Regions from separate parts of the Homo sapiens genome. Here all the other regions are linked to region 1. A link is a loop called in an ENCODE intact Hi-C map of the cell type or tissue named here. Cell type or tissue: ascending aorta. All regions are shown on one strand. Each heading gives the region's core, and the rest is flanking DNA. Links, peaks and the distances in the headings are about the cores only. Region 1 overlaps MRGPRF (MAS related GPR family member F). Region 2 overlaps IGHMBP2 (immunoglobulin mu DNA binding protein 2). Region 3 overlaps IGHMBP2 (immunoglobulin mu DNA binding protein 2).

Region 1 (10,601 bases), core at 3,026-8,025:
GTGGTCCCAACGATATCCTCTGCAGCAGTTGTTGAGATCCAGCGTATAATCCAGGATTCTAACACTGTGTTTAGGAGTCATGTCTCTTTGCTCTTCTTAAAAATGGAAAGGCTCAGCCAGGCGCAGTGACTCACGTCTATAATCCCAGCACTTTGGGAGGCAGGTGGATCACTTGAGGTCAGGAGTTCGAGACCATCCTGGCCAACACGGCGAAGCCCCGTCTCTACTGAAAATACAAAAATTAGCCGGGCATGGTGCCGCGTGCCCGTAGTCCCAGCTACTCAGGAGGCTGAGGCAGGAGAATCGCTTGAACCTGGGAGGCAGAGGTTGCAGTGAGCCGAGATCGTGCCACTGCACGCTCCAGCCTGGTGACAGAGTGAGACTCTGTCTCAAAAAAAAAAAAAAAAAAAAAGGGAAAGGCTCTGCAGTTTTTTGTGCGACTTGGACGTTTTTTGGACAGTCTACTCTGACCGGTGGGCAGCCTGGCACCCTTCCTGGGCACTGTCTGGTGCTACCTCTACTCCTATAGGCACCATTGTGTGCTGCTAGCTCTAGACGCTGGGACGGAGAGTTAACATCAGGTGAGGTCAGGGGCGTTTGAGGATAGAGTTGCAGCCAGTTAGCTGCTCCACAGCCACTGCCTTACAGACCCCCTCCCTGCCCCAAGTCCCTAATTGGGACCCCCCCCCTCCCCCACGCTGGGCCCCAGATGCAGGTCTGTGGGTGGGGGCCAGCCGGCATCACAGGTGTCCCTCTCTGCACCTGCGCAGATGTGCCCTGGCCTGAGCGAGGCCCCGGAACTCTACAGCCGGGGCTTCCTGACCATCGAGCAGATCGCGATGCTGCCGCCTCCGGCCGTCATGAACTACATCTTCCTGCTCCTCTGCCTGTGTGGCCTGGTGGGCAACGGGCTGGTCCTCTGGTTTTTCGGCTTCTCCATCAAGAGGAACCCCTTCTCCATCTACTTCCTGCACCTGGCCAGCGCCGATGTGGGCTACCTCTTCAGCAAGGCGGTGTTCTCCATCCTGAACACGGGGGGCTTCCTGGGCACGTTTGCCGACTACATCCGCAGCGTGTGCCGGGTCCTGGGGCTCTGCATGTTCCTTACCGGCGTGAGCCTCCTGCCGGCCGTCAGCGCCGAGCGCTGCGCCTCGGTCATCTTCCCCGCCTGGTACTGGCGCCGGCGGCCCAAGCGCCTGTCGGCCGTGGTGTGCGCCCTGCTGTGGGTCCTGTCCCTCCTGGTCACCTGCCTGCACAACTACTTCTGCGTGTTCCTGGGCCGCGGGGCCCCCGGCGCGGCCTGCAGGCACATGGACATCTTCCTGGGCATCCTCCTGTTCCTGCTCTGCTGCCCGCTCATGGTGCTGCCCTGCCTGGCCCTCATCCTGCACGTGGAGTGCCGGGCCCGACGGCGCCAGCGCTCTGCCAAGCTCAACCACGTCATCCTGGCCATGGTCTCCGTCTTCCTGGTGTCCTCCATCTACTTAGGGATCGACTGGTTCCTCTTCTGGGTCTTCCAGATCCCGGCCCCCTTCCCCGAGTACGTCACTGACCTGTGCATCTGCATCAACAGCAGCGCCAAGCCCATCGTCTACTTCCTGGCCGGGAGGGACAAGTCGCAGCGGCTGTGGGAGCCGCTCAGGGTGGTCTTCCAGCGGGCCCTGCGGGACGGCGCTGAGCTGGGGGAGGCCGGGGGCAGCACGCCCAACACAGTCACCATGGAGATGCAGTGTCCCCCGGGGAACGCCTCCTGAGACTCCAGCGCCTGGAGGAGGCAGGGGCAGGAAGCGGCCTCCAAGACCCTTCGCCTTGGGACAGGAATGGGCACCTGCTTCTGAGTCCATACAGGAGAAGAAAGATCTGTTTCCTCTCCTCGGGCCTCCTTCTCCCTGGGCTGGGGACTCCAGGGGTGGCTGGGAGACTGGGCAGCCACCAGCAAACAGACCCTGTGGCCCCTGCCCGGCTCCCCCACCCATTCTGCTCCCCTAGAGACCTCTTGTACAGAAGTTGCCCCCAGGTGGTGGGGCCCCTCCTTGCCCTAGGCTGGTTGGTAAAAGAGAGGAGGTCAACACCCAGCCTAGCCACCTCTGCCTCTTGGGTCAGCCCTCCTTGACTGTGTCCCAGCCAGCACCAGGCCAGCAGCCTCATCCCTGCCATTCAGGGCTGTTCCAGAGATTCGATCCTCTTAAGGCATTATCAGTGAGCAAATGTGAAGGAAATGGTGTCTGGAAGAAAGTTCTGGTTCACATGCCTTGTAGCTAAGTCTTTCTGCAAACAACCTCCCTTCCCCCCGTCGAGTCATTTGGTGACTTTGATGGGGGGATTTCTGGTTATGTCAAGGCTCTGGAGACAGGAAGGGCCTTTGGCCGCCTTGGGTAGTTGACCTGCCTTTTCTGACTCCGGGACGAGCCAGTCCTAGGCTGCCTCCGGGAGCACTTGAGGTATCCCGCAGGCCATGAGGACCCACTGGGCAGCTCCTGGACAGCCTCTTGGCTCCAGCCCCCACCCGAAAGTGGACACTGGCTCCGCCCTGGCCACCTGGGGACTGGCACTGTGGTGCACAGTGGCCCAATGTGGCCAACGGAAGTTTTATAAAAGACAAAATGTATATCAATAAACATTTTATAACTTGCAGCCAGGAAGGCTTCATGCCCACAGTCCTACCCTGGGTCTCTGTTTCCGACAGTGAGGACGCCCAAGGGCACAGAGTCCCGGGACGGGTGGCACCCCCCGCCAGCTCTCCCGCACACTTTGCTCTTTGCCTCTGCTCTCAGGCCTCCTCCTGGGGCTGGGTCTGCACACACCCGTGTTCCCGCTCCTGTGGCTTGTCCACTCCCTGCCAGAGGGAGCCGTGGTCAGCCAGGCTGTCCTGTGCCGGCGTATCCCAGTGCCCCTTCTCAGCTCGGAGGCCCCCACGGCCTCTGGGAGCCACAGCTCTCACCTCCTCCATGCCAGGCTCTGGGCCGGCCACCATGGTCCTGCCTGTGTCCACCGGAGGCTCCGTGGAGTGGATTGCTGCCTCTCCTCCTGTTGCCCCCGTTCAGGATGCCCCTCTCTGTCTTGAGATCCCTGAGCCAGCCTCCCAGTGCCCAGACATCTCTCTACAACCCAGCGATAGGCTGGGAGCCCTCCCAAGATGACAGCCCAGCCAGCGCCACGCTAGAAGGGTTCCTGCCTGGCCCTTTTGCCTCTGGTCAGCCCCCAGAAGGGCCCCATCCTGGGTTCCTGGTGTGCAACCTAGGACCCTGGCTCCTTTGAGACAAGCCTTAAGGCAAGCCTGCTCACCCCATGGTCCCATGGAGAGAGATCATGGCAGAGGTGTTGGTGCCCCCAGTCAGGAAACGTGGCTGACAGAGTTGGGCCCCTCGTCTGCAGAGCAGAGCCAGGAGCAGGCAGGCGGGCAGCACTCCGAGCTCCAGGTGGGAATGAGTAGAGGCGTGGGCAGTACCACCAGGTTCACGCACCCAGCCACCTGGAACGTGGCCTTCTAACTGCAGGCCCTGGAGCCTGCTCAGCCTGCCCCTGGTGAAGTGGTCCAGCCCTCAGTGGGCTGACCCCCCAGTTCTGTGTCCCTGATGATCCACTGCCCGGCCAACCTGACCTCCACTGCCCTCCTGCCCCTGCTCCTCAGCCCACTGCTCCTCCATGCTCCCCTTTCTAACAATCCTGGTCAGGTCCTCTCAGCAAGACCACCGCTCTAGGAAAAGAGGGGATCTCATGTGGCCCAGATGTCGTAGTTCCAGGACCTCTAGGTGATGAAGGTTGCATGTCCCCACCCGCTCCCTCCCAGTGCCCAGAACGAGCTCTGCCATCCTCCAAGTCCCACCCTCCCCAGCGCTGGTCAGAGGATCCCAGAAGAGCAGAGCTGGAGACCACCATGTCCAACAGGTCATTTCCAGCGACTCAGAGAAGCCAGGTGGGGCCTTGAGCAGACACACCAGGAGGCAGGGCTAGGACCTCGTCCAGTGGCGAAAGCTCCCACCAGCACGGGCATCCTAGCTACACAAGTGGGCAGAAGCACGTCCCTCTCCTGAAGGCAGCTGGGTGGGGGGTCCATCTGGGGTCCTGGCTCCTCCTCAGGGCCCAGAGCATCCCAGTTCCTGGGAATTCATCTCTTCCTTAGGAGTCCCCACCCCAGGACTCCAGCCCTGAGTCCTCGTGGGGAGCTGCTGACCTAGAAGGAAGGGGCCTCCCTGCCTGGATGCTGCTGCAACAGCTCAGAGCCAGGGCCGGTGAGGGGGTGGACAGCCTCACGCAGTAGCAGGGCCTGGAGGTCAGGAATAGGCTGGGTCCGACTCTAGGAGGAGGCATCTGCCCTGATGGATCCTAAGGCGGGAGGGGCAGAGGTGAACCCCAGGAACTAGGCCTCCCCCAACCCGTGGCCCTTCTCAGGTGCAGGTGTTTGCAGTCTTGCTAGGGAACAAGCTTTCTTCCCCTCCATCCCCCCGCAAAGCCCCAGGATTCCCACACCTCCCTGGACCACCTCGCTCTCTGTGCTAATGGAGGGAGACTGCACAGATGATGAGATGAGCGGGAACTGCCCGCTCTCCTCCACTTTCCTCCTCCTTCCTTTGGTATTTAATTATTAAAGTGGGCTTGGGAGGAGCTGAGGGCTGCGGGGGAGATTTCCATCCCACAGCTCTGGGAAAAGGATCCACAGCAGGTCACAGAATGGAGAGTGGGGCATGGGACCAGAGCATCTGGGCTGCCCTGGTTGTTACAAAGCCGACTTAGTAACAACCATGTGGTATGTGGGAAGGGTGGGGTGAAGGGGCAGGGGTGGGGCATCAGGCAGGGCAGAACTCTCCACTTTTCCGTGCTGTCTGCCACCCACTATTTCTATAAAAATAAGCTGCTCTTTTAGATTATGCAAGGGATAAGCAAGGCCAAATTTGGAAAGTCAAGAGCAAGCCTCAGGGAGGCAGAGGGCTGCCACCTATAAGCCATGGGACCTCAGTCTTGCTGTGCCTCACTTTCCTTGGATAAGTCAGCTACAGCACCGACCTCCAGGAGTTGGTGCAGTGGCCTGGGGTGGCAGCCGGTGTGCCTGATTGCCCTGGTCGGGCGTTCAGGGCAGGGAGCAGAATGGCCACTGCAGAAGGGATGTGCCTGTGAGTGGTTTGTCCCCAGCACCAATCTGCTGTTTGCGGACATACTATGGGCAGTGGGTGCTGGCCAAGAGCTGCACGTAGGTTTTCTGTTGACTGTCCATGCAGGGCTACATGGCCCATACTGTCAGCCCCAGCTGTGGAAGTGGGGGCTCATGAATGGAGTTTCTCATCCAAGGTCAGTCGCGCTGGTGGACGGCCCTGGCTGGAGGCCTACATCACCATCCAGGGACTCCCCACAGTGGCCCTCCTGTTGCCCTGGAGGCTCAGGTCTCTGACCTTCCATCTCCCATCTGCAAAGCACTGGACACTGGGGTTCCGGGCAGATGCACGGAGTGGCCTGGACATGCCCATCACAGCCCTAGGATAACCCAGACGGGCCATCGAGACCTATCCACACTCTGTGGAGACCAATGGAGGAAACAGCTCAGTTTCAGGCTGTGGGCGTCTGAATCAAAGCGGGGACTGGGAACAAGGTGCTCAGCGGACACTCAGCAAACGGCCTGAACGCCGACGCCTCTCCCGTCTCTGTCTCCTGTCTTCACAAAAGGAAAACGGAATGCCTTTCTGGCATCCACCCAGCTTTCCCGGATCCCCTGCCAGTTGTCATTTTCAGATAACTTGAATTTTATATTTTATGCCAGGATTTTTAAGCCCCCAGGATCTTTTCACATCTGCACAGCTTGGCTTGGAATCCTCAGCTAGGACCATCCTTCCTCCCCAAGAACCAGGGCCTCATCTAGAAGGTAGGGCAGGGAAATGAGGGTCCACATGTGGTCCGGCCCCTCGGCATACAGGGAGATGACCAGGCCTGGGAAATGTGCCCTTCGACGGGCTGGTGACAAGGCCAAAAAGCTGGGCAAACACATTGCAGAGATCCTCCCAAACTAAAACCACTGAGAGTACAAGTGCAAAACATTCCCTTTTAAGCCAGTAGGGGCTTGACAGCTGGAGAACTTGAAAACAACAGGGCACAGTTCACAAAATCAAAACTCATGGAAAACTCTGCGCGGGTGAGTCAGAGTGCCAGCGCCAAGTTTCCTGGCATGCAAGAGGAGGCTCCCCCGCTCAGGCAGATTTTTTTAAACATCTTTTTAATAAATTGAATTGAGACCTAATTTACATAAAATAAAACTGACCCATTTAATATCCAGTTTAATTATCTTGGACAAATGTTTATGTGCCCATGTCATCAGAATGTTTCTATCCCTGCGGAAGAATCGCTTCCATCATCCCCCCAAAGTTCCCTGGCACCACTGGGCAGTAGGTCCAGCCTTGGGCACAGCCCTGCCCCGACCTGGGTGGACCATCCATCTCTGCTTTTATGCCACTGTAGATTAGTGTCCCAGGCAGACTTTTACACCATATCAGACAGGGTGCTTGGTGGCAAGTAACAGAAACCCCGGGTTAATCTAGCTTTGGCATCTGGGGTACATGGGAGGTATGTGTGTATTTAAGGGAGTTTACTAACTCACATACCCAGAAAGTTCCAGAAGTGATTCTGGCTTCAGACACAGCTGGATCCAGGGCCGCAGATGATGTTCGCTAGGCCACTTCTCTTTTCCCTGTTTTCATCCCTGTTTTGGTCTGTGTTCTATTTATTCTCAATGGAAAAACTAAATGGCAGGTAAGCGGCAGTTCTCGGTTTATCTTCTACAAATTCTGCAATCCCAGCAGAAAGAGCACGCCCTTCCTGGAGATTCTAGCTTAAGTCCTGATATCAAGTGCACTGGCCAGGCCAGGGGCACACACCCTCCCAGGAGCTGGAGGCAGGGATGGGGGACAGGGGGTGACAGTCACCCCACCTTAGCCCAGTGGACTGAAAACAGGGAAGAGGTGCGCCCAAGGTAAAACTGGCAAGCATGGCCGGGTGCAGTGGCTCATGTCTGTAATCCCAGTATTCTGGGAGGCCAAGGTGGGTGGATCACTTAAGGTCAGGAGTTCGAGACCAGACTGGCCAATATGGCAAAACCCCGTCTCTGCTAAAAATACAAAAATTAGCCAGGCGTGGTGGCAGGTGCCTGTAATCCCCGCTACTCGGGAGGCTGAGGCAGGAGAATCACTTGAACCTGAGAGACAGAGGTTGCAGTGAGCTGAGATCACACCACTGCACACCAGCCTGGGCGACAGAGTGAGACTCTGTCTCGATAAATAAATAAACAAACAAACAAACAAACTGGCAGGCAAACAGCAGGTGTTGGCCACGTTCCTCCCCTCAGTCCACCCTCTACGTGCCCACTTCTTTCCTAAGTATGATTTTTAAATGCTCCCAGCCAAAATCTGTAGCTGTATAATTTACAACATAAAATGCCTGCCTTCCCCACAGAAGAGAGATGACCAAAGTCAACCGCAGGGCCTGCCTCCCCAGCTCCGAGCCCACACCCTGGGTGTTACTCACGCCACCCTCCGTCAGAGCCACAAACACCTCCTCTTTGAAAGGTACTTGTAGTACTTTCTGGGGATGCTATCACCCATTCACCAATACCACAGACTGGTGGGAGCACTTAAACAATAGAAATTTTCTTTCTCTCAGTCCTAGAGTCCAGAAATCCAAAATCAAGGTGTGGCAGGGCTGGTTCCTCCTGAGGCCTCTCTCCTTGGCTTGCAGACGGCCACCTTCTCCCTGTGTCCTCACAGGGTGGTCCCTCTGTGCCTGTCTGTGTCCTCACCTCCTCTTATCAGGACTCCAATCACACTGGATTCAGGGACCATCCTAGTGACCTCATCTTAACTTCATTAACCCTTTAAAGACCCTTTCTCCAAATATGGTTACATTCTAAGGTACAGGGGGTTTGAGGGTTCAACATACAAATTTTGGGGAGACCCCGTTCAGGCCACAACAGTGCCCTTTGGCCAAATGATGGTCACTCTCCAGACACACAACACGCAATGGAAAGGAAAAAGGAAATAACAATAATTTTTTTTTAGAATTCCCACTTGGAAAGGAAAAGGAAAGAACAAAAACACGTGGTGGTTGTTGGTCTGTGGCATATTCTGTGCTAGGCAGGAAACCAGCAGCGCAACGGGGGTCTTGGTCAGCCCACCGATGTGGCGGCCAGAATCCAAGACAGCCCCCAGCAATGCCGTCTCACCCTCGTGTCATCCCCTCCCTGTGCACATGGGCTGTACCAAGTGGCTTGCTTCTAACCGATGGAACACAGCAAAGCTGATTAGGCTGCACAGCACTGTGACTTGCATCTTGCTAGCAGACTCTCTCCCTTGCTGGCTTCAATGAAGCCAGCTGCCGTGTTGTGAGCTGACATATTAGAGAGGCCCCTGTGGCAAGCCATTGAAGGCAGCTTTTGGCCAACAGCCAGCAATAAACAGAGGCTCCCAGCCTGGCAGCCGGCAAAGAAACGAGCCCGGTCAACAACCACATGAACTTGAAAGCAGATTCTTCCCGGAGGGAGGCTTCAGATAAGACATCTGCAGGGACCACTCCTGATGTCACATGTTCTTTAAAGGCCTGGGGAAGCAGAGCTGAGCTGCCTCCTGACACGTGTGGCCCAACACAGAAAGTGGGGCTTTACCAACCTCACGGTGTCATCCCACCAGGACCCAGCCAATTGCATATGTAAAGGCAGGTATTTGCAACAAGCCTCTTTGCCTCTTTCAGGTATTAGTTTCTCCACTGGTCAGGAATCTTTGTTGCAAATGACAAAAACCCCATTGAAACACACACACACACACACACACACACACACACAGAATGCACTGGCTCCTATTACTAAAAAGTCCAGGCAAAGATGGGCTTCAAGAACAGCTGGATCCAGGTGCCTGGATCTGGGGACTCTGTCAATCAACTAGCAATTAGTCAAGAAATGTGAGCATCTCTACATGCCAGGCAATGTTCTAGGCACAGAAGGCACAAAAAATGTGAGAACTGCCACCTTCTGGAAGCTTATGTCTTTCTGAGCAGCCTGTCTCTGTCTCTTGGGTCTTGGCCCATTCTCAGGCAGGATCTCCCCTCCTGGAGAAGAGACAGGCACCATAGGTCCAGCACAGCAAACCCAGAATAAAGAGGCCAGGGAAGTCCTCACTGTCACTGCAGAGTCAGCACCGCCCACACCCCTAAGACTGTCCCCCAAGTCAGTTGCCTAGGGTTACTTCTGTGATCAGCCTTAACGTCTGGGGTCCCCGCTTTTTCTTTCCTCATGCACATTTGTTCAAAGCAGATGCCCAGCATCTCCCATGCCTATACCTCCTTCCGCTGCAGGGCGGGACAGTGAGAATGAACACCATGCTAGCTCGGGGACCGTCCTAGAGACTCAGCCATCCGCTGCACCACCCATACGGCCCACCCGGCACCTGCTCCAGGCCAGCACCCTCACAGGGCAGGTGACACGGATAAGATGCCGGCCTCCATCCTGCCCTTGAGGGGACTGACACATCAGAACTCTTCCCTCGCCAGGCAGGAAGGGGGCCTCGGCCGGTGTGGGGGAAAGGGCTGCTCTACCATCTGCCTGTGTGGCATGTGTGTGAGCTCCCCTTCTTTCTAGGAATTGAGGGAGGCCCTGAGGGACTACAGGCATTTTGGTGAGGACTTTGAGGCTCAGAGACGTCACCTGAATGGTGTGGTTCCCCAACTCACAAGCAGTGGAACTCAGACTGGAAATAAGATCCTGGGCTCCGGGCCCAGCTCTTCTTCCTCCCCATCCCTCCGTAGGCAGCATCCTTAGTGAGTCCATTAGCCAGAGCATCTCCCCAGGCAGGCAGTTGGGGGTGGCTGTAATAGCCTTTCCCAGCCCACAAGAACCCCCATTTCCTCCATGGCTTCACCTGAACCCCCCACGGTGGGTCTCACTAATGCTGTGAGGTCTCCTCGGCCATCCCTGGTGGCATTCAGGAAGGGAGGTATCACCTTTCCTTGAAGGCCCCAGCCTCATCCTCCATTTCACTGCCGCCAAGCTGTCTCCTGTGGGGGCCGGGGGTTCATGCTCAGGTCCATTAGACTTCAGCTGGCTCTTCTGGGCCAGCACCGCGGTACCCACGTGCAGAGGCCCTGGCAGGCGGGGCCGGCACCCATCCTGCATTTATACCTCAGGCCCGGCTTCCCACTGCTCAGAGGGAACCTAGCGAAGATCATCAGGGGATCCTGGGGACAGGCTCCTCTGAGCCTGGGGGCAGCCCTGCCCAGCGGGAGAGAAGCAGGCAGCTCAGGCCAGAGCCAGAACAGGGCGAGCGGCTCAGGGGCCTGGGCCTAGGTGGCTGCTGAGGCCTCCAGCACTGGAGTGGGCAGGCACCAGCCACCTTCACCGAGGGACCACACACTGCATCCAAGACAGGTGAGAGGCCTGTTTTTTGCAATCTGGGTGAAGGCAGGAGAGCGTGGGGGACAGAAGCGATGCTTTGCACCCCGTGGGACGTTGGGGGAGTTCCTGTTCGGCCAGGGTAGCCAGGTAGCCCAGCAAGTGTCTCAGCTTCTCTGAGCCCAAATAAAGCAGAAATAATGAAACCCACCTCAAAAACATTCAAAGCGCGGATGAGCTCATG
Region 2 (10,601 bases), core at 4,540-9,539, 58 kb after region 1:
CAGAGGGACTTTTCTAAGACACAAACTGGGCCAATTTCCCTCTCCTCACTGCCCAACTCTGGCTCACCCCAGCCCACAGCCACCGAGACCACACAGGCCTGGGATGGAGAAAGAATGTGGAGGACCCCAGACCCACTGGAAATCTGGCCTTTCCTTGGCACTTGCTGAAAAATGGGAGCAGCTGCGACCCCATCAGCTGCCTAACTGGAAAACCAGCAGGAATTGTCCTGTTCTGATTATAGAACCAACATTCATCATTGGAGAAACTTTTTTTTTTTTTAGCTATAAACGAGAGACCAAGAATCACACCAAATCCCAAAGATCAGAGGTGTTTACAATGGCCATATGCCTTTGTATCTTTTCTTTTTCTTTTTTTAATTTTAGAGCCAAGGTCTCACTATGTTTACCCAGGCTGGCCTGGGACTCCTGGGCTCAAGCGATCCTCCTGCCTTGGCTTCCTGAGTAGCTCGGACTACAGGTGTGCGCCACCACACCCAGCTCCATCTTTTCTATGCATATATGTGTGTTTGGCGTACGTTGAGCATGCTGATTTTGTAGTTTTATATCCAACTTTTGTCATTAAGCACTAACATTAAATGATTATGTAATATAATGTGATTATAAAATGATTCTACTGGTTGTTTACAAAGTATCTGCAAAGGGCCAGGTGTGGTGACTCACGCCTGTAACCCCAACACTTTGGGAGGCTGAGGTGAGAGAATCACTTAGCCCAGCAGACCAGTCTGGGCAACAAAGACCCTATCTCTACTAAAAATTTTTTTAAAAAATTATCTGGGCATGGTGGCATGTGTCTGTAGTCCCAGCTACTCAGGAAGCTGAGGTGGGAGGATCTCTGGAGCCCAGGAGGTCGAGGCTACAATGAACCGTGATTGTGCCACTGCACTCCAGCCTGGCCAACAGAGCAAGACCCTGTCTCAAAAAACAAAGTCTCTGCAAAAGATAACTTAAATATTATAGAGCAACAGTCTCCAGCCTTTTTGGCACCAGAGACCGGTTTCGTGGAAGATAATTTCTCCATGGGCCAGGCCGTGGGGCGGCAGGGGGAATGATTTCAGGATGACCCAAGCGCATGACATTTATTGCACACTTTATTTCTATTATTGACATTGTAATATATAATAAAATAATTCTACAATTCACCATAATGTAGAATCAGTGGGAGCCCTGAGCTTCTTTCCCTGCAACTAGACAGTCCCATCTTAGGGTGATGGGAGACAGTGACAGATCATCAGGCATCAGAGTCTCATAAAGGAGCACGCAGCCTGGATCCCTCGCATGCGCAGTTCACAATAGGGTTCGCGCTCCTATGAGAATCTAACGCCGCCGCTGATCTGACGGGAGGCGGAGCTCGGGCGGTGACGCGAGCAGTGAGGAGTGGCTGTAAATACAGATGAAGCTTCACGGGTGCACCCACCACTCACCTCCTGCTGTGAGGCCCAGTTCCTAACAGGTCATGGACCCGTACCCCTGGGACCCCCTGATCTAGAGAAACATCCATGTAAAGTTAGCGGATTGAACACACACATCTACATAAGGCCACTAAATAAATTGATGCCACAGAATCACCTAAAGGCTCAGGAACTGGGGGCCTTGGGAGCCCAAGAAGTGGGGTGGGAAGGAGCTAAAATAAGGCGGGTGGATGGAAGTCTTTAAAAGAAGCAATCAGTCATGGAGACAGAAAATGAACAGAGATTCCAGGGGCTGGGGGGTTGGTATTTGATGGGGATGGAGTTTCCATGTGGGAAGATGAGAAAGTTCTGGAGACAGATGGTGGTGATGGTTGCACAATGCTGGGAATGTAAGGGATGCCGCTGAGTTGTACACTTGCTTACACAATGGTTAAAATGTTAAATTTCATGTTATAGATATTTTACAATTTTTATGAAAGCAGCAGCAATCAGATCTTCTAATCCCATCTGCTACTCAGAGAAGCCTCCTCCTCTACTCTGAGAAAAGACCAAATACCCGACTAGGCTCTGCAGTGGGTAAAACAGAATGAGTCTGCCTGAGGGTCCCAAGGCATAGCTGGGCGGGGGAACCCCGTACTGAGTGGAGGGTGAGTAAGCAGGTGTATGAACAGAGACTGTGATTGCAACCTGGCACATCCAGGGGGAAAGACTTCTGGTCCCTGGCTCAACGGCCGGGCAGCTGATGCCTCAGTGAAGCCCACAGTCAGCGAGCCCTCCGCACGGTCTTGGAGAGTCAGTCCCTGGCTGATAGGAGGGGACAACTACCAGAATCTGCAGAAAGCCACGATGCGAAAGGCAGACGGAAGCCATTTGTAATCGAAACACTGCAGGAAAAAGAAAGCAGCAAACAATACAAAACCACACCCACAGACAGAAAAGAGAAGACGCAGCCCCACAGGGAGAGCACTGCAAAAAGGGACATGAGGGAAGGGCTCTTCGATGCTGAAAGGAAAATGGTGTGAATTTTTAAAACCTAAACAAAAATAAAATGGTTGGAAAATAAGGCTGAGGAACATCTCATTGTTTAAAAAAGGAAGAGATGGAGAGATAGAAAACAGGAAAAAAGATGTAAGAAGGCCAGAGGCAGTGGCGCACGCCTGTAATCCCAGCCCTTTGGAAGGCTGAGGCAGGTGGATCACTTGAACCCTGGAGGCTGAAGCTTCAGTGAGCTATAATCGCACCAGTGCACTCCAGCCTGGGTCACACACTGAGACCCTGACTCAAAAGCAGCGACGGCCTGGTGCGGTGGCTCACGCCTGTAATCCTAGCAGTTTGGGAGGCCGAGGCGGGTGGATCACTTGAGGTCAGGAGTTCGAAATTAGCCTGGCCACATGGCAAAAACCTGTCTCTACTAAAAGTATAAAAACATTAGCTGGGTGTGGTGGCGGGCACCTGTCATTCCAGGTGTAATTCCAGCTACTCGGGAGGCTGAGGCAGGAGAATCGCTTGAACCCAGGAGGCGGAGGTTGCAGTGAGCTGAGATTGCGACACTGCACTCCAGCCTGGGCAACAAGAGCAAAACTCCATCTCAAAAAACAGCAACAACAACAAACCCAGAAACTGATTCTCTCTCTTCAAGATAAAATCTCGAGGGGCGGCCCTGTCCTGCCACTTCCAGCTTCTGGGGGCTCCACGTTCCTTGGCCTGTGGCTGCACCACGCCAGCCTCTGCCTGTGTTTGCAGGCAGCCTCCTTCTCTTCTCACATGTCTCTTAGACGGACACCTGTCATTGGATTTAGGGACCATCCAGGTAACCCGGGATGATCTCCTCTCAAGAACCTTTACTTAATTACATCTGCGAAGACTCTTTTCCCAGATAAGGTCACATTCGCAGGTTTGGGGATTAGCATATGGATTTACCTGTGGGGAGGGAAGCGCTCAGTCCACTCCCCGGGGCAGACCAGGCACTGGATTCTGGAGGCGCTGCACTCACCTGCCTACTAAACATCCCAGGAGAAATGTGAGTGGTATTTGGAGTGTGGGGAGGGATCAAAGCTGGAGATAATCAGCACATGACTGGCACCTAGGGCTGCGAGGCTGGGGACTGACGCTCAAGTCCGGTGCCCAGAAGGCAGCCTGAGCCGGGGGCATGCGACTCACTGGGCGACTCTCAGGGTGGGTGCTGGGGAGCTAAGCAAACATGGGGTCTCAGCAGGGGACAAGGTCGGCCTGACCCTACCGCAGCCCCAGGGCCAAATTTCACCTCAGGGTCGGTGCCACCTTGAGACAAGCACCGGCCTCTCGAATCTCCATGTTCACTGTGCTCTGTCCAAATTCTTGAGCCACAGAACCCATGAATGTGATAAATGGCTGTTTTGGGTAGATGTGTTATGCAGCCATAGTAACTGGAACAGCTTTTTTTTTTTTTCCTCTGATGAATCAGAAAGCCTGCCTTACCATCTAGTTTCATAGTGAGAGCCTGGCTCAGATCCCACTTCGTAACTGGCCGTTTTTGTTCCTTTGGCCCACAGGAAAAAAGGCTCCAGGCCGCCCCTGCTCCTGACCAGACGAGGACCCTAGCAGGTCCACAGCGTCCCCTCCTCGGCCAGCTGTTTCTTTTTCTTTCTTTTTTTTTTTTTGAGACAGAGTCTCGCTCTGTCGCCCAGGTTGGAGTGCAGTGGCGCGATCTGGGCTCACTGCAACCTCCGCCTCCCAGGTTCAAGCAATTCTCCTGCCTCAGCCTCCCGAGTAGCTGGGATTACAGGCATGTGCCACCATGCCCGGCTAATTTTGTATTTTTAGTAGAGACGGGGTTTCACCATGTTGGGCCAGGCTGGTCTCAAATTCCTGACCTCAGGTGATCCGCCCGTCTCGGCCTCCCAAAGTGCTGGGATTACAGATGTGAACCATCGCACCCAGCCAGCCCTGTTTCTCTCTGTGGTCTGGAACACGGGGGTGTTTATCTTGAGTGTGGCTATATGTTTTCAAAACTCTTTCCATTTTCGCTGAGTCAGAGACGGGTTGTGGGGGCCGTGCCTCTAAGTGTAAACTTGCAATGTCTCCATGACCAGAAGGCTGCCCTCATGATGGGGACGGGAGGAGCCTGTGGTATTAGCGTAAGGATGGACAGATGAATGGCACAGAATTGAGAACCCAGAAATGAACCCCTCCATTTATGCTCAAACAATATTTAACACGATGCCAAGGAAATTCCGTGAAGAAACAGGAGTCTTTCAACAATTGCTGAGACAACTGGAGATCCGCATGCAACAACCAACCAACCAAACCAACCAACCTTTGGCCCTTGCCTTATACCAATACCATACATGAAAATGAACTCAAGATGGATCACAGACCTGAACAGAAGAACTAAATCTGTACAATGTCTAAAAGAAAACATAGGAAAAACCTCTGTGATCTCAATTTAGGTAAAGAGATGTTAGACATGACACAGAAAGCACAGCCATAAAAGAAAAAAAATCGATAAACTGGACTTTAAAAAATTAAAACTTTTGCACTTCCAAAGACAATATTAAGGAAATGTTGAAAGAATCCAAAGACTGGGAGATAATATTTGCATATCATACATCTGATAAAAGACTTCTATCCAGGCTATATAAAGTTTTGTTTTGTTTTGTTTTGTTTTTTTGAGACAGGGTCTCCCTCTGTCGCCCAGGCTGGAGTGCAGTGGCATGATCTGGGCTCACTACAACCTCTGCCTCCCAGGTTCAAGCGATTCTCCTGCCTCAGCCTCCTGAGTAGCTGGGATTACAGGTGCACACCACCATGCCCCCGCTAATTTTTGTATATTTAGTAGAGATGGCCTTTCACCATGTTGGCCAGGATGGTCTTGATCTCTTGACCTCGTGATCCGCCTGCCTTGGCCTCCCAAAGTGCTGGGATTACAGGCATGAGCCACCATGCCCGGCCTAAAGATATCTTATATCTCAATAATAGGACACTTCAATTTATCTTAAAAATGAGCAAAAGATTTGAACAGAAATTTCACCAAAGGGCCAGGCACGGTAACTCACACCTATAATCCCAGAGCTGCCCAGAGGGATCCCAGAGTGGGCTGAAGGGCACCACGCTGCTTTGGGAGGTTTTAGGCCCACATTATAGCCCTGGCACTTAAAAGGAATTGTGGTCACTGCTGGGAGCTTAGCAAAAGCTATATTCCCAGTATTTTGGGAGGCTGAGGCAGGAGGATGGCTTAAGCCCAGGAGTTCAAGACCAACCCAGGCAAAAAAGCAAGACCCTGTCTCTATGAAAATAATAATAATAAAAGAGGCCAGGTGTGGTGGCTCACGCCCGTAATCCCAGCACTTTGGGAGGCCAAGGTGGGCAAATCACTTGAGCCCAGGAGTTTGAGATCAGCCTGGGCAACATGGCGAAACCCCATCTTTACAAAAAAAAAAAATAGCCAGGTGTGGTGGCACGCGTCTGTAGTCCCAGTTACTCGGGGATGCTGAGGTTGGAGGATCCCTTGAGCCTGGAGATCCCTTGAGCCCAGGAGGTCGAGATTGTAGTGAGCCCTGTTTGTGCCACTGCACTCCAGCCTGAGCTACAAACTAAGACCTGTCTCAAAAAAAAAAAAAGAAAAAAAAAAGAAAAATTTACCAAAGGAGATATCTACATGTCCCGTAAGCGCAGGAAAAGGGTGCTCAGCTTCCTTAGTCTTTAAGAAAATGCAAATTAAAACTACAATGAGATCATAGTATATACCCACCAACATGGTGGTAATAGTAATAATAATCAGACAATACCAAATGTTGGCAAGAACAGAAAAACTAGAACCCGCATACATAGCTGGCAGGAATGTAAAATGGTGTAACCTCTCTGGAAAAGCCTGGTAGTTTCTTAAATGAATAAACTAACTTATGACCCAGCAATTCCACTTCTAAGAATCTACCCAAGAAAAATGAGAATGCATGTTTTCACAGAAGGACTTGAACGATGAATATTCATAGCAGCCTCATGGGTCAAAACAGCCAAAAAGTGGAAGCAATCTGAATATCCGATAGATGAGTGGATACACTAAATGGGTGTATCCATACAATGGGACATTGTTTGACAATAAAAAGAACTGAAACACTGATACACACCACCACATGGGCAAACCTCAAAAACATCAGGTGAAGTAAAAGAACGCAGATGCACGGGGCTGGATACGGATGTTCCTCGACTTATGATGGGAATATGTTCCCCACAAATCCATGGGGAATTGAAAACATTGCAGATTGAAAATGCTTTCAATACACCTGACCTCCTGGGCATCGTAGCTTAGCCTAGCCTACCCTACACATGCTCAGAACGCTTACTGAGCACACTTATCTAACACAGAACCTATTTGATAATATAAAGTGTTGAATTTCTCATGTCATTTACTGAATACTGTACTGAACATGAACACAGAATGGTGGTTTCTACTGAATGCATACAAGCCTTTGCACCATTGTAAAGTCAAAAAATCGTTACGTCAAAACCACGGGGAGTTGGGGACAGTCTATATTTATATGAAGTTTCCAGAAAAGGCAAATTTATAGGGACAGAAAGCTGACTGGTGACTGCCTGGGGCTGAGGGCAGGAGCAGAGATTAACTGCAGACCAGCACCCAGCAGTAGGGACGGGTAGGGGTATGTGGCCCAGCCCCATGTTTACTAACATCATCGAATCTGAATCGTATATTTACAACGAGTGCATTCTATGGCATGACAATTACACCTCAATAAAGCTGCACAACAGAACAGCTCATTGGCAGCTGAGGGCTGGGGGAGATTGTGAGCTGCAGCTTCAGTGGAGAAGGCCAGAAGCCAAAACCAGAGCCAAGTGAGGTAGCAAAGTAATTCATATCCCTGGGTAATGAAGAACTGGCCCCAATCTGCCCACCCACACGAGAGCCTGCTTCCCCATTCTGCTTTTCCTGCAAGCAAAGAAGTTTCCAGACCAAATAAGGCTGCAGCTTTTGCTATGCTCCCAGTGGTGACCACAATTCCTTTTAAGTGCCAGGGCTATAACGTGGGCCTAAAACCTCCCAAAGCAGCGTGGTGCCCTTCAGCCCACTCTGGGATCCCTCTGGGCAGCTCCAAACAAACCAAGGTAAACAGAGCAGGCCTGCCCTAGGCCCGCCCTTGGCCCACCCTTGGCCTGCTCGGCACAGGGCGGGGGCGAGCTGTGTTGGGTGCAAGGAAGCCAGGCAGACCCACACTGGGGGACCTGCGACTTCCACCAGCAGCTGACCGGTGGGCCCTTGGGACCTGGGCACTCTTGCCTCTGTCTCTGGTAGGAAAGGCCATTTGCTGAAACCCTTCTATAGCGGCATGTGCCGTCTCGTTCCTCTCCACTGCTGCTTTGCAAGATGACGAGGAGGAGGGCAATACATTTATTAGAAGCCAGGCGCCGTACCCAAGGCCTTGTGTGTTTGATCATTTCATCTTCACAGCTACCCTGAGACAGGTCTTGTTACTTCCCCATGTTACAGAGGAGGAAACTGAGGCCCCAAGGCACGCAGCACATCCCAAGTAAACTCAGGAGCAAAGCCCAGAGCTGGCAGGGGCTCCTGCCTGTGCCCACTGCCCTGCCCGGCACCCCCGGAAAGGAGCACATGGCAGGGCTACCTCAGGGGAGCCGCACGGGTGGAGGTGGGCAGTTCTCCTTAGAAGGGAGTCCTCTACTCTCTTCCACCCGGTTCCGGCCCGGGTGGGCTACAGCCTGCAGCTACTGTCAGCAAGACCACACTCCAGCTGGCCAGGGAGACGTTTGGCTTGGGAAATTTTTTTCCTTTTCTTGGGTTACCCTATCCAGGCCAAACTGTAGGGTACTTTTCAAACAACCAGCTACAAATATTTTCCTAACAAGGCCTCTCTGGGATGAGAAATGGAAACTTTTTATGTTGCAACCTTGGGTTCTGGCATTTTAACAATGCATCACCAAGGGCCGCGGTGGTCAGTGCTGAAGGGGAGAAGGCTCCATGCAGGAGGCTGGGGGGCACAGCCAGGGAGACGACAAACCCGGAGCCAGGTCCCGCAAGGACATGATGCTGCACTTCATGTCTTCCACTTAGCACAGCTGGCGCGGCAGCAACTGTTCCCGTCCTGCTTCATAGATGACAAACAGGCTCAGAGAGGAGAGGTGACTTGCTGAGGCCACACCTCAGTGGACGGTGGTGCTGGCTGGCGTTCAGACTCAGGTCCCTCCGATTCCAGAAGCTTCCACCCCCCACCCGCCCGGCCCGCCGCTGATGCTGGCTGCCTTCCTCTACTTCAAGCTCCTCCTGGTGGGACGGCCCACAGAAGAACACCTGGATAAAGGTACAGGGCTTGGATTCCAATCGTGCCTTCTCTAATGAGTGGGGCGACACTAATTCCATACTGCCTCCATGCTGGGAGGGGTATGCCCAATAAGATAAACAGATGTGGGCATGACTGGGTCAGCAAAGATTCTTTGGCAGCAAGTGACAAAAACCCAAGGCAGACTTCTTCAGCTAAAAAAGGGGATTTACTAGCTCAGGACACCAGGAAGAATGGGGTGGAGGTCAGGCATGGCTACATCCAGGTGCTCAAACAGTGTCATCAGGTCACTCTCCCACCCCCATTTTTGGGTCTGTTTCTCTTTGGCCTCCTTCTCTCCTGCAGACAGGCTACCTAGGAGGCAGGGAGTGTGGCTGTCGGCTGTCTCCCACCCAAGAGCCAACATCTTTCAGCATCCGTGTCAACCCCAGGGCAGGACTCTTATCAGCTGTTTGGATTCTGGGAAGTTGGGGAGCTTAAGCAGGCACCCCCGCCCCCGCCCCTGCAGGAAGAACACCTGTCCCTGTGTGCTGTGTCAACCGGGAGATGCTTCCAATGGTGCCCTCATCCCCCAAGAGCATCATTACACAAATGCCTCCCACAGCCACGGGTCCTCAAAGAGCATGAGAACTGCAGCCTTCTGTGCATGGTGCTCAGCACTTATGGAAGCAACCAGATTAACTCTGCCGCACTTGACACAAAATGCAGTAGAGTCCTGGTCCCCTTCCCAAACAATTCAGTCCAAAAGCCACTTGACGGGAACAGACAAGGACAGGACAGGGGGAGGAGGAGGGGCTCTAGTGGCCCAGGGTGGGGCGTCAGTCCGGGTAGGAAGGGAGAGTCGCCCAGGACCAGCAAGAACACGGCAGTCAAAGCGTGCAGGCCTGGCCTGAGGACACATTAGCCGAATGCGCTGCGTAAATGGCCTCTGGGGGACAGCCACCCTAGGTGCAGGTCAGGGAAGCTCAACCTCACTCAGAACCATCGGGGACATAAAAGGACATGAATGGGATTTAAGGAGAGAGGAGCCTGCACCGGGAGAGTCTGCCGCAGAGAGGTCAGAAGGAGAGGGGGCTTGAGAGACGCGGCGGGGAGGGCACAGCAGCTGAGCAGAACAGGCAAAGGGCGCGCCCCTTAGACCCGCAGCAGACACACTGGGGCAGTGTGCAACGTTTTCATTTAATTTTTAAATAATTTATATCCCTCTGAAACAAAACCCTGAGGCTCAGGTACATCATCTGAGGTTCTCTTAAATAGAAGAGTTGGTACAGGACACCGGAGAAGGCCGGGAGGCTCTGGATCGGTAAGTGCTGAAGATGCTGAGGCTGTGGGGCAGCTTTCCCGGGACAACCACGTGGGAGAGCCGGCTCACCTGGTCCCCACGGTGAGGCGCAACAAGGAGGGGCTGGCACAGGCCAGGCACCTTTATAAGCCAGAGAGAGGTGCACAGGCCAGAAAGAGGTGCCCCCCAGACTCACAGGAGCCCCGTGGTGAGGAGGAGGGGGAACACTGCAGTCACCAGCAGACAGAAGGAAAGTGGCCCCAGCATCTGGCCACATGGGAACGTGCAAGCCAAACGCCACTCCCTGCTCCCTGCCTGAGCGCCATTCGCAGTCTTGTTTCCTGTTTCCTCTCAGCACCCTCATCCTAACGGGCTGAGCTGGCAAGTCCCAGACATTGGAGGAGTGACTTCAAGTTTGAGGCCCTGGGTATTCTCCAGGGACTGGAACCTTCCCCAGGATCCAGAGGCTGGGATGTGGGTTTTGGCGGGGAGTAAGGGGAAGGGACGTGCATTTCCCAAGCCCCACCTGCACGAGCACTGTTGTCCCCCAGGTGCTTTCCTCCACATTGTGACATCGGAAAAGCTTATCCCTGGGGTCCA
Region 3 (10,601 bases), core at 1,017-6,016, 77 kb after region 1:
TTCTAAGACAGAGAATAATGGTCGGAGCAAATGATAGGATAACCAAAGTTTTAAGCTGGGGAATGAGATATCCTCAGGGGGCTTTGAAAAGCTCCAACATATTCCTGGGAATCTAGAAGGCCACACACATGTACAGGGCTCAGGAAAGACCTCGGGAGGCCCTCAGCTCTCATCTGTGGCTCAGCTCAACGCACTGCACAAACGGGAAGTGAAAGCTGAGAGTCACAAACAGCCTGGCTCTGTGTTGGAGGTGTGCCCAAGCACACACACAGAGCCACTCAGCAAAGACTGGGGCATTTATGGCTCCAGGAGTTCAGGGGGATTTCTGTCTAATCACTAGCTGGCCACTAAGTTGTATTAGACTTTAGTGGCCACGCAAGACAAAAAATACAGATTTTACAGAATTAGTCCAGAAAAGTCACTAAACAAACAACAAGTGGCAACAACAACAAACCCCGGGGTGGGAAGAGAACCTGACTTCCAGAGTTGCTACATTCTATTATTTAAAATCATCCATTTTCAACAAAAAACTACAAGGCACGTAGAGAGTCAGGAAAATATGGCCAATATTCAGGGGAAAAAAGGCAATCAACAGATACTTGAGGCCAGGAGCAGTGGCTTACGCCTGTAATCCCAACACTTTGGGAGGCCAAGGTTGGTAGATCACCTGAGTCAGGAGTTCGACACCTGCCTGGCCAACATGGTGACCCCATCTCTACTAAAAATACAAAAATCAGCCAGGCGTGGTGGTGGACGCCTGTAATCCCAGCTACTCAGGAGGCTAAGGCAGGAGAATCGCTTGAACCTAGGAGACGGAGGTTGCAGCAGGCCGAGATCACGCTACGGCACTCCAGCCTGAGCAACAGAGTGAGACTCCATCTCCAAAAAATTAAATAAATAAATAAATAAACTGGATACTAGAGAAAGCCCAGATGCTGATCTTACTAGACAAAGACTTGAAATATCAGCGATTCTAAGTATGTTCAAACAGCAAAAGGGAAACAAGTCTAAAGAAATAAAATATGAGAATAATGTCTCACCAAATAAGAGAATATCAATAAAGAGACAGGAATAATTTTTTAAAAAGTACCACACAGAGGCTGGCATGGTGGTTCATGCCTGTAATCCCAGCACTTTGGGAGGCTGAGGCAGGCAGATCATGAGGTCAAGAGATAGAGACCATCCTGGCTAACATGGTAAAACCCAGTCTCTACTAAAAATACAAAAATTAGCTGGGCGTGGTGGCAGACGCCTGTAGACCCAGCTACTCGGGAGGCTGAGGCAGGAGAATTGCTTGAACCTGGGAGGCAGAGGTCGCGGTGGGCCGAGATCACACCACTGCACTCCAGTCTGGCGATAGAGCGAGACTCCATCTAAAAAAAAAAAAAAAAAAAAAAAAGCACCACACAGAAATTCTGGAGTTGAAAAGTACAATAACTGAAATTCACTAGAAGGATTCAACAGGAGAGAATGATCAGCAAACTTGAAGAGAGGTCCATTGAGAAGATCCAGCCTGAAGATCAGAAAGAAAAAAATGGAGGAAAATGAACAGAGCTTCAGAGATCTGTGGGGCATTATCAAGTGAATCAACTGATTCATAATGGGAGTTGTAGATGGAGACGAGAGTAGAATAAGGGCAGAAAGAATACCTGAAAAAATAATGGCTGAAAACTCCCCAAATTTGATGAAAAACACGAATCTAAACATCCAAGAAGGTCCACAAACTCCATGTAATTTACTCACAGAGATCCACACCTAACACATGATAATCACACACTCAAAAGACAAAAGACGACACTTGAAAGCAGCAATAGAGTAGCAACTTGTCACATATAAGGAGCCCTCAATGAGATCAATAGCTGCTTTCCCATCAGAAAGTATGCAGGCAATGGAATGACACGTCCAAAGGGCTGAAAGACTGTCAACCAAGAATTCTATACCCAGCAAGACTATCCTTCAAAAAATGAAGGAGAAACTAAGACATGCCCAGATAAAGATGAGCTTAGAGAATCTGTCACAGCAAACCTGCCCTTCAAGAAATACCAAAGGGAGTCCTTTGGAGAGAGTAACTCAAATCTACATGAAGAAATAAAGGCAACTACATGGGTAGATATAAAAGACCCCATAAATGTATTTTCTGCTTGTGACCCTTTTTTTCTCCTGTCTGATTTAAAACACAACTGGATAAAGCAATAACTACAAAGCCAATTAGAATCTAGCCAGGTGTGGTGGCTCACTCCTGTAATCCTAGCACTTTGGGAGGCCAAGGTGGGCACATCATTTGAGGTCAGAAGTTCGAGACCAGCCTGGCCAACATGGTGAAATCCAGTCTCTACAAAATATACAAAAAAAATTAGCTGGGCCTGGTGGCATGCGCCTGCAATCCCAGCTACTCAGGAGGCTGAGGCACAAGAATCACTTGAACCCGGGAGGAGGAGGCTGCAGTGAATCAAGATTGTGCCACTGCACTACAGCCTGGGCAACAGAGTGAGATGCTGTCTCAAAAAAAAAAAAAAAAAAAAAGAACCTGGACTCTGTTCCTTAGAGCAGCCCACCAGCTGAGAGGTTGTGGCAAACAGACTCTAAGGCAGGGATGTGCAATCTTTTGGCTTCCCAGGGCCATATTAAAAGAAGAAGAATTGTCTTGGGCCACACATAAAATATGCTAACATTGACAATAGCTGATGAGCTTAAAAAAAAAACACAGAGACAAAAATCTCATAATGTTTTAAGAAAGTTTATAAATTTGTGTTGGGCCACATTCAAAGTATCCTGGGCTACATGTGGCCTGCAGGCCTTTAGTTAGACAAACTTGCTTTAAGGTATGCCCCAGGATCCTGGCCACTGGTATTCACATCTTGCATAATCCCTTCCCCTCAAATGTGGGTGGGGCCTGAGACTTGCTTCTAATCCACAGAACAGGGGAAAGGTGATGAGATGTGACACCCTTGATAACATTACATAAGACGATAACCCATTGTGCTAGGAGACTATGTCTCTTGCTGGCTTTTAGGAAGCAAGCAGCCATGTTGGCAAGGCCTAAGGGCAAACAGCTAAGAGCGGCCTCCAGCCAACACCCAGCAAGAACCCACAGGGAACTGAATGCTGCCAACAACCACGTGAGCCTGAAGAAAGATCCTTTCCAGGCAAGTTTCAGATGAGACTGCAGCCCCCACTGACACCTCGATCGCAGCCTTGTGAGATCCTGAGCACAGCACCTTGTTCAGCCGGGCCTGGGCTCTCCGCCCAGATAAACTGTAGAATAATAAACGTGGGTTGTTTTCAGCTGCTACCTTTGTGGTACTATTATCACACAGGAACAAACCAGAGGTCTCACAAACACATTCCTAAACCCCAAAAGAGTGGTTGACAAGATTCCCACAACAGTCACAAGGTACACAGCTCTGTAACGGGAGTGCTCTCTCCTGGCTACAAGAGAGAATGTGCGTCCTCCACCTCTGCCCAAGATGGAATAGCAGGGACTGCATTTACTCTCCCATCTCAAATAACAACCCCCCCAGCCAGTTATTTAAAATTTTTTTAAAATAACTGAAACCACACTCTTCAGGACACTAGACAACAGGTAACAAAGAAAAGTAACCCCTGAATAACGAGAGACAAAGGAGGTGAGCCCTGGGGTTACCCCAGCTTTCTGCCTTGAGAGTTTCCAGGAGAGAGTACAGAGAAGGGGCAGCCAGGTAGAACCTAGAAGGCTCCCTGAGTTGAGGAGACAAGGCTGAGAATCTGTGGCGACCAATGCAGGCAGAGTTTCCAGGACAAAATGCCAAAGAGACTGCTACACAGAGAGAAAAAACCCCAGAGATCTGCTGCGAGATTCCCTTGGGTATTGTGATTAGCACATGCTTAGGAGAAAACTACTCCAGGCCTGGGAAAAATACCATCCAAAACAATGAGAGAAAAGTGCCCAGTGCTCACACAAGGCCGGGAACAGCACCTAATCCCACCAGTCAAACTCAAAAATCTCATGATACAGGGTGCATTGGGTAGAAAGCTCAAAGGGTCTTACCTCAGTACAGGGGAATATTAACCCTGGACTAAGCACTGATCCAGACCCTAACACATCTCAAAAGCAAGACTCAAAAGGATTAAACTGTTTACAAGTAACTTTACTGCTTCCCAAAACCAAGCACAAGAATATTATAGGAGACTGGGCGTGGTGGCTCACACCAATCCCAGCACTCTGGGAGGCCGAGGCAGGCAGATCACTTGAGGTCAGGAGTTTGAGACCAGCCTGGCCAACATGGTGAAACCTCGCCTCTACTAAAAATACAAAAATTAGCCGGGCATGGTAGCGCATGCCTGTAGTCCCAGCTACTCGGGAGACTGAGTCAAAAGAATCACTTGAATCCAGGAGGCAGAGGTTGCAGTGAGCCAAGATCGCACCACTGCACTCCAGCATGGGTGACAGAGCAAGACGCTGTCTCAAAAAAACAAAACAAAAAAACAAAAAAAAAGATTATAGGAATACAAAAATATTCAATATTCAGCATGCAACAACGTAAAATCCTCAATGTCCGGTATCCAAACAAACATTAGCAGGCCTACAAAAAGGTAGGAAAACACAACCACTCAAGGGGAACAGTTCATCGAAAGAGACCAAAAATGACACAGGTGATAGAGAAATAATAGTCTAGAATATTCAAAACAGTTATTATAGTTGTATTCCAAATGTTAAAAAAATTAAATAAGAACATCAAAGATATAAAAAGACTCTTATTTCTGGATGTCAGATGAAAGTTACACTGGATGGGACAGATGTGAGATTAGGCATGAAAGAAGGAAATTAGTGAACTCAGCAATAAGCAAGTATAAAGGTTCAGCTGTGCAAGATAAATTCTATAGATCTGCTGCACAACACGACGTCTATAGTTAACAATATTATATAGTACACTTAAACATTTAAGAGGGTAGATCTCATGTTGTGTTCTCACCACAATGTTAAAAAACATGAGGCCGGGTGCGGTGGCTCACACCTGTAATCCCACCACTCTGGGAGGCCAAGGCAGGCGGATCACGAGGTCAGGAGTTCGAGAGCAGCCTGGCCAATGTGGTGAAACCCCGTCTCTACTAAAAATACAAAAATTAGCCAGGCGTGGTGGTGTGCATCTGTACTCCCAGCTATTCCAGAGGCTGAGACAGAAGAATCGCTTGAACCCAGGAGGCAGAGGTTGCAGTGAGCCAAGATTGCGCCACGGCACTCCAGTCTGGGTGACAGAGTGAGACTCTGTCTCAAAAAAAAACATGAAGCAAATAGCACCAGGGCAAATCATAGTCAAATTGCTTAAAACCAGTGATAAAGAAAGCATCATTTTCTTTCTTTTTTTTTTTGAGACGGAGTCTGGCTCTGTCGTCCAGGTTGGAGTACAGTGGTGCAATCTCAGCTCACTGCAATCTCCGCCTCCGGGTTCAAGCGAGTCTCCTGCCTCAGCCTCCTGAGCATCTGGGATTACAGGTGCCCACCACCACACCCTGCTAATTTTTTTGTATTTTTAGTACATGTGGGCCAGGCTGGTCTCGGACTCCTGACCTCAGGTGATCCACTCGCCTTAAGCCTCCCAAAGTGCTGAGATTACAGGCATGAGCCACCACACCTGGCTGAAAAAATCTTAAATGCAGACAGAAGAAAAAAGACACGTTACATACAAAGGAACAAGGATAAGGATGACCAATTTCTCTTCAGAAATACTCAGGCAGATGACAGTGGACAACATCTTTAAAATATTGCAAGGAAAAGTGTTAATCTAGAATTCTCACGCAGCAAAAATATCTTTCAAAACTGCAGGTGAAACAAGATATTTTCAGACATACAAAAGCTACTGGACTGCATCACCGGCTGACCCACACTACAAGAAATGATCATGGATGCCTTTCAGGTGGAAGGAAAATGATGCCACGTGGAAATACACGACCTAAACCAAAAGAAAACAAAGCGCCAAAAGTGGTAACTACACGGGCAAATACGAAGACATTTTTCTTATTATTTAGATCTCTTTAAAGATAATTCACCATTAAAACAAGAACAAGCATTGTAAGTCTTAGAATATGCGTATAAGAAAAATATATGACAAAAGCATAAATGCTAAGAGGAGAGAAATGTCAGCTTGCAATCATAAAGCCCTTATGCTATATGTGAGGTGGCATATGAACAGACTATGATGAGTTGAAGACACATACTGTAAGGCCTAAAGTAACCACTGAAAGAATCAAATACAGATATATAGCTAACAAGCCAACAAAAACAAAAATAGGCCAGGAGTGATGGTTCATGCCTATAATCCCAGCACCAAGGTGGCCAAGGTGGGAGGATCCCCTGAGTCCAGGAGTTCGAGACCAGCCTGGGCAAAACAGCAAGACCTTGTCTCTATAAATTATCTTTTAAAAATAAATAAATAAATAAAAATAAATTCCTAAGAAATCTTCAATCATGGGGCATAGTGAGAACTTATGTAAAAAAAAAAAGAAATGTTCAATTAATTAATTAAAAGAAAGCAGAAGAGGAGGAAAATATAACAAAGAACAAACGGCAGAAACTGTCAAACTGGATAATAAAGCAAGGCCCAGCTATATGCTATCTACAAAAAAATTCACTTTAGGCCAAAGTGGGAGGATCACTTGAGGCCAGGAGTTTGAGACCAGCCTGGGCAACATTGCAAGACCCCATCTCTAAAAGGAAAAAAGAAAAGAACATTTTTAAAATTAGCCAGGTGTAATGGCTCATGCCTACAGTACTAGCTACTCGGGAAGCTGAGGTGGGAGGATTACTTGAGCCAAAGAATGCAAGGCTACAGCAAGTTATGATCACGCCTCTGCACTCCAGTCTGAGCAACAGAGCAAGACTCTCTCTTTAAAAAGAAATAAACAGGCCAGGCACAGTGGCTTACACTTGTAATCCTAGCACTGTGGGAGGCAGAGGTGGAAGGACTACTTGAGTCCAGGAACTCCAGACCAGCCTGGGCAACACAGTGAGATCTTGTCTCTATTAAAAATCAAAAAAATGAGCAGGGTGTGATAGCACGTGTCTGTTGTCCCAGCTACTCAGGAGGCTGAGGTGGGAGAATCACTTCAGCCCAGGAGGTTGAGGCTGCAGGGAGCCATGATTGCACCACTGCAACTCCAGTTAGGGGTAACACAGTGAGACCGTGTCTCAAATATTTTTTAAAAGATCACTTTAAACATAAAGACACAAATAGGTTCTAAGAAAAAGGATAAAGATAGATCACACTAACACTAGTTGAAAGAAAGGTGGGGGCTGGGTGCAATGGCTCACGCCTGTTAATCCCAGCAACTCAGGAGGTCAATGTGGGAGGATTGCTGGAGGTCCCACATTCATGGTTAAGGCTGGAGTACAGCTTTGACCGCACCACTGTACTCCAGCCTAGGTGACAGATTGGGACCCTGTCTCTTAAAAATAAAAAGAAAGCTGGACAACATGGATGAACCATGAGGGCATTACACTAAATAAAACAAGCCAGTCACAAGACGACAAATCCTGCATGGTTCCACTTACTTGAGGTATGTAAAATAATAAAATTCTTAGAAACAGACAGGAGAATGGTGACTGCCAGGATCTGGGACAGGGAAAAAGGGAATTGCTGTTCAACAGATCCAGAGCTTCAGGTCTGCAAGATGAAAATGTTCTAGAGATCTGCTGTACAACAACATGCATACAATTAATGCTACTGTACTACAGACTTAAAAAGGGTTACGATGGTAAATTTTACAGGTTTTTGACCATAATGAAAAGAAAAGCAAGCTGAAATGCTGAAATGATTATTTTAATGTCAGACAAAGTAGATTTCAAAAAAAGAATATTATCAGGGATAAAGAAGGTCATTTCATAATGATAAATTTGTTAATTAATCAAGAAAACATAGCCCCACATTTATGACCCCAGTAAAAGAGTTTCCAAAGATATGAAGCAAAAACCAATAGAACTGCAGGAAAAACAGACATGTCCAGTTATATTCAGAGATTTCAACGTCCCTCTCTCAATACAGCAGACTTGAACCACATCATCAACCATCATGATCTGACTACTTACAGAACACTCAATAAAATCAGAACACACGTTCTATCAAGTGTGCATGGAACACTCACAAAGACAGAGACCAGATTCTGGACCATAAAGTAAGTCTCGATGAACTATCCAAGTCATGAGAGTATGTCCTCTGACCACATGGAACTAAATTAGAAACCAATAACAGAAAGTAAGCCAGGTGCAGTGGCACATGCAGGGAGCCCCAGCTCCTCAGGAGGCTGAGCTGGGAGAATCACCTGAGCCCAGGAGTTTGAGTCCAGCCTGGGCAACATAGTGAGATCCCATATGGGGATGGGGATAGGGAAGGCGACGGGGATGGGGATGGGGACAGGGATGAGGAGAGGAGAGAAGAAGAGAGGAGAGGAGAGGAGAGGAGCAACACAGTGAGATCCCACACAGGACGGGGACGGGGACGGGGAGGGGAGGGGAGAGGAGAGGAGAGATCAACAACAGAAAGATATCTGGACATTTCCCAACTATCTAGAAACTATATAACACTTCTAAAAAACCAAAAGGCAAATGAGATAGCATTTTGAAATGAATGAAATATAACAGATCAGAATTTGTGGGATGCCACAAAAGCAGTACTTAGGGAGACATTTATGGAGCTAAATGCTCGTATCAGAAAAAAAGAAAGGTCTCAAATCAATGATCTCAGCTTCTACATTAAGAAGCAAGAAAAAGAACAAGCCCAAGAAAACAGAAAACGATAAAGATCAATGTGGAAATACATGAAACAGAAAAACAATAGAGAAAAAGCAAAAGCTGGTTCTTTGGGAAGATCAATTGAAACCTGCAGCCAGGCCGGGCGCGGTGGGTCCACCTGTAATCCTAGCACTTTAGGAGGCTGAGGCAGGGGGATCCCTTGAGCCCAGGAGTTTGAGACCAGCCTGGGCAACATAGTGAGACCCTGTCTCTTTTTTTGTTTTGCTTTGTTTTTTTGGTTTTGGGGTTTTTATTTTTTTGAGGCGGAGTCTTGCTCTGTCACCCAGGCTGGAGTGCAGTGGCGCGATCTTGGTTCACTGCAACCTCCACCTCCAGGATTCAAGCAATTCTCCTACCTCAGCCTCCCAAGTAGCTGGAATTACAGGTGCATACCACAACTCCTGGCTAATTTTTGTATTTTTAGTAGAGATGGGGTTTCACCATGTTGGCTAGGCAGGTCTCAAACTCCTGACCTCAGGTGATCCACCCGCATTGGCATCCCAAAATGCTGGGATTACAGGTGTGAGCCACTGCGCCTGGCAGAGACCCTGTCTCTTAAAATATATATGTATGTATATATAAAATCTAAATTTAAAAAAAAAAACCCTCCAGCCAGAAGAGCAGGAAAAAAAAGAGCACACAAACCAGTATCAGGAATAATACAGGTTATATCATGACAGATCCTGCAGACAGTAAAAGAAGAATAAGGGCATATTAGGAACCACTTCATGCCTCTAAATTCAACCGTTTAGATAAAATGGACAAACTTCTTGAAAGCTACAAGCTCATGGAAGAAAAACAACCTGAACAGCCCTTTATCTATTGAAGAAGTTGAATTTGTAGTTCAAAACCTCTCCATGAAGAAAACTGCAGGTACGGAGGCCTTCCCTAGTGAACCCTACCCAACTTTTAAGAAAGAAATACCAATTCTAAACAAACTCTTCCAGAAAACAGAAGAGGGAACACACCCCAACTCCTTCTTCGAGGCCACACAGGCAGGATGGAGACGCCCCCTCACCTGTGTTTGTTGCAAGGACCACGTTTGCCGAAGTGAGGCTCTCGAGCATAGCTGCTTCTTCCCTCTCCTTCAGTTCTTTTCTTAACAGCTTAATTTCATTTCGAAAATTACTTTTCTCTCTCTTATCCTGGGTCTTTTTGTTTTTCACCTATAAAGAAAAACAAAGGAGATACACTTACTTCAGTCCAACTTTGTACTTCTTCAACTCTATTTATGAAGTGCTTCTATCATTCAGTCCAGTTCAATAAACTCCGTAAAAAACACTCAGAAATCTTCCTTGAAAGAGACACAGATACACACACGCAACTAAGCACCTTACATCCTCACTTGCCTTGAAGTCACAGGAAGAGACATTTTAAGTCCTGGAAAGAGACCACGTTTTTAACTCAGAGGAGACCAGAAATTGGACCAGCCCTGCCCTGCACACAGGCATTTGATCTTGGGGAAGAAAAAGCGCTTGCCCGCCCCAGGATTTGGGTTGTAGGAGCTTACGAATAGAGAGACTGAGCTTCACATATTATTCTACATTTTTCAAGAGATTAAAAAAAATTTTTTCAACCCATAATCAAAACCTCAACTTACTTTAATATCTCAAAAAGATGGAACTGGTCAGGCGCGGTGGCTCATGCCTGTAATCCCAGCACTTTGGGAGCCCGAGGCAGGCAGATCACGAGCTCAGGAAATCGAGACCAGCCTGGCCAACACAGTGAAACGCTGTCTCTACTAAAAATACAAAAAATTAGCTGGGCATGGTGTGTGCCTGTAATCCCAGCTACTCGGGAGGCTGAGGCAGGAGAATTGCTTGAACCCAGGAGGCGG

What was found. Hi-C counts contacts between places; a loop is a spot of excess contacts. Peaks named below come from ENCODE experiments on the same cell type or tissue, not always from the same donor. Only the 100,000 strongest peaks of a DNase experiment are listed, where the experiment ranks them.
Region 2: it touches region 1 in a loop (4-fold over the local background); 13 of 110 quality-filtered maps call a loop at or near these places.
Region 3: it touches region 1 in a loop (7-fold over the local background); 5 of 110 quality-filtered maps call a loop at or near these places.

What each region holds. Positions count from the first base shown.
Region 1 is chr11:68,996,431-69,007,031 of GRCh38, reverse strand. MRGPRF (MAS related GPR family member F) reads left to right here. Exons shown (of 3, transcript NM_145015.5): 3 at 771-2,634. The coding sequence ends at 1,754. Among named protein-coding and RNA genes, the nearest start is that of MRGPRF-AS1, 11 kb to the left of the region's middle. RefSeq lists enhancers at 2,660-3,161, 4,122-4,622. In ascending aorta, for the core only: a CTCF peak has its summit at 6,045; DNase peaks (open chromatin) are centred at 4,841, 5,451, 5,541, 6,111 and 2 weaker places; H3K27ac peaks cover 5,000 bases.
Region 2 is chr11:68,939,880-68,950,480 of GRCh38, reverse strand. It overlaps IGHMBP2 (immunoglobulin mu DNA binding protein 2), which reads right to left. Exons shown (of 15, transcript NM_002180.3): 15 at 9,880-10,601. Among named protein-coding and RNA genes, the nearest start is that of MRGPRD, 36 kb to the left of the region's middle. RefSeq lists an enhancer at 2,982-3,845. In ascending aorta, for the core only: no CTCF peak of the experiment used is centred there; DNase peaks (open chromatin) are centred at 7,410, 8,097 and 8,430; H3K4me3 peaks cover 1,077 bases; H3K27ac peaks cover 4,570 bases.
Region 3 is chr11:68,917,065-68,927,665 of GRCh38, reverse strand. It overlaps IGHMBP2 (immunoglobulin mu DNA binding protein 2), which reads right to left. Exons shown (of 15, transcript NM_002180.3): 7 at 9,783-9,930. Among named protein-coding and RNA genes, the nearest start is that of IGHMBP2, 18 kb to the right of the region's middle. RefSeq lists an enhancer at 372-491. In ascending aorta, for the core only: no CTCF peak of the experiment used is centred there; DNase peaks (open chromatin) are centred at 3,101 and 3,795; H3K27ac peaks cover 2,589 bases.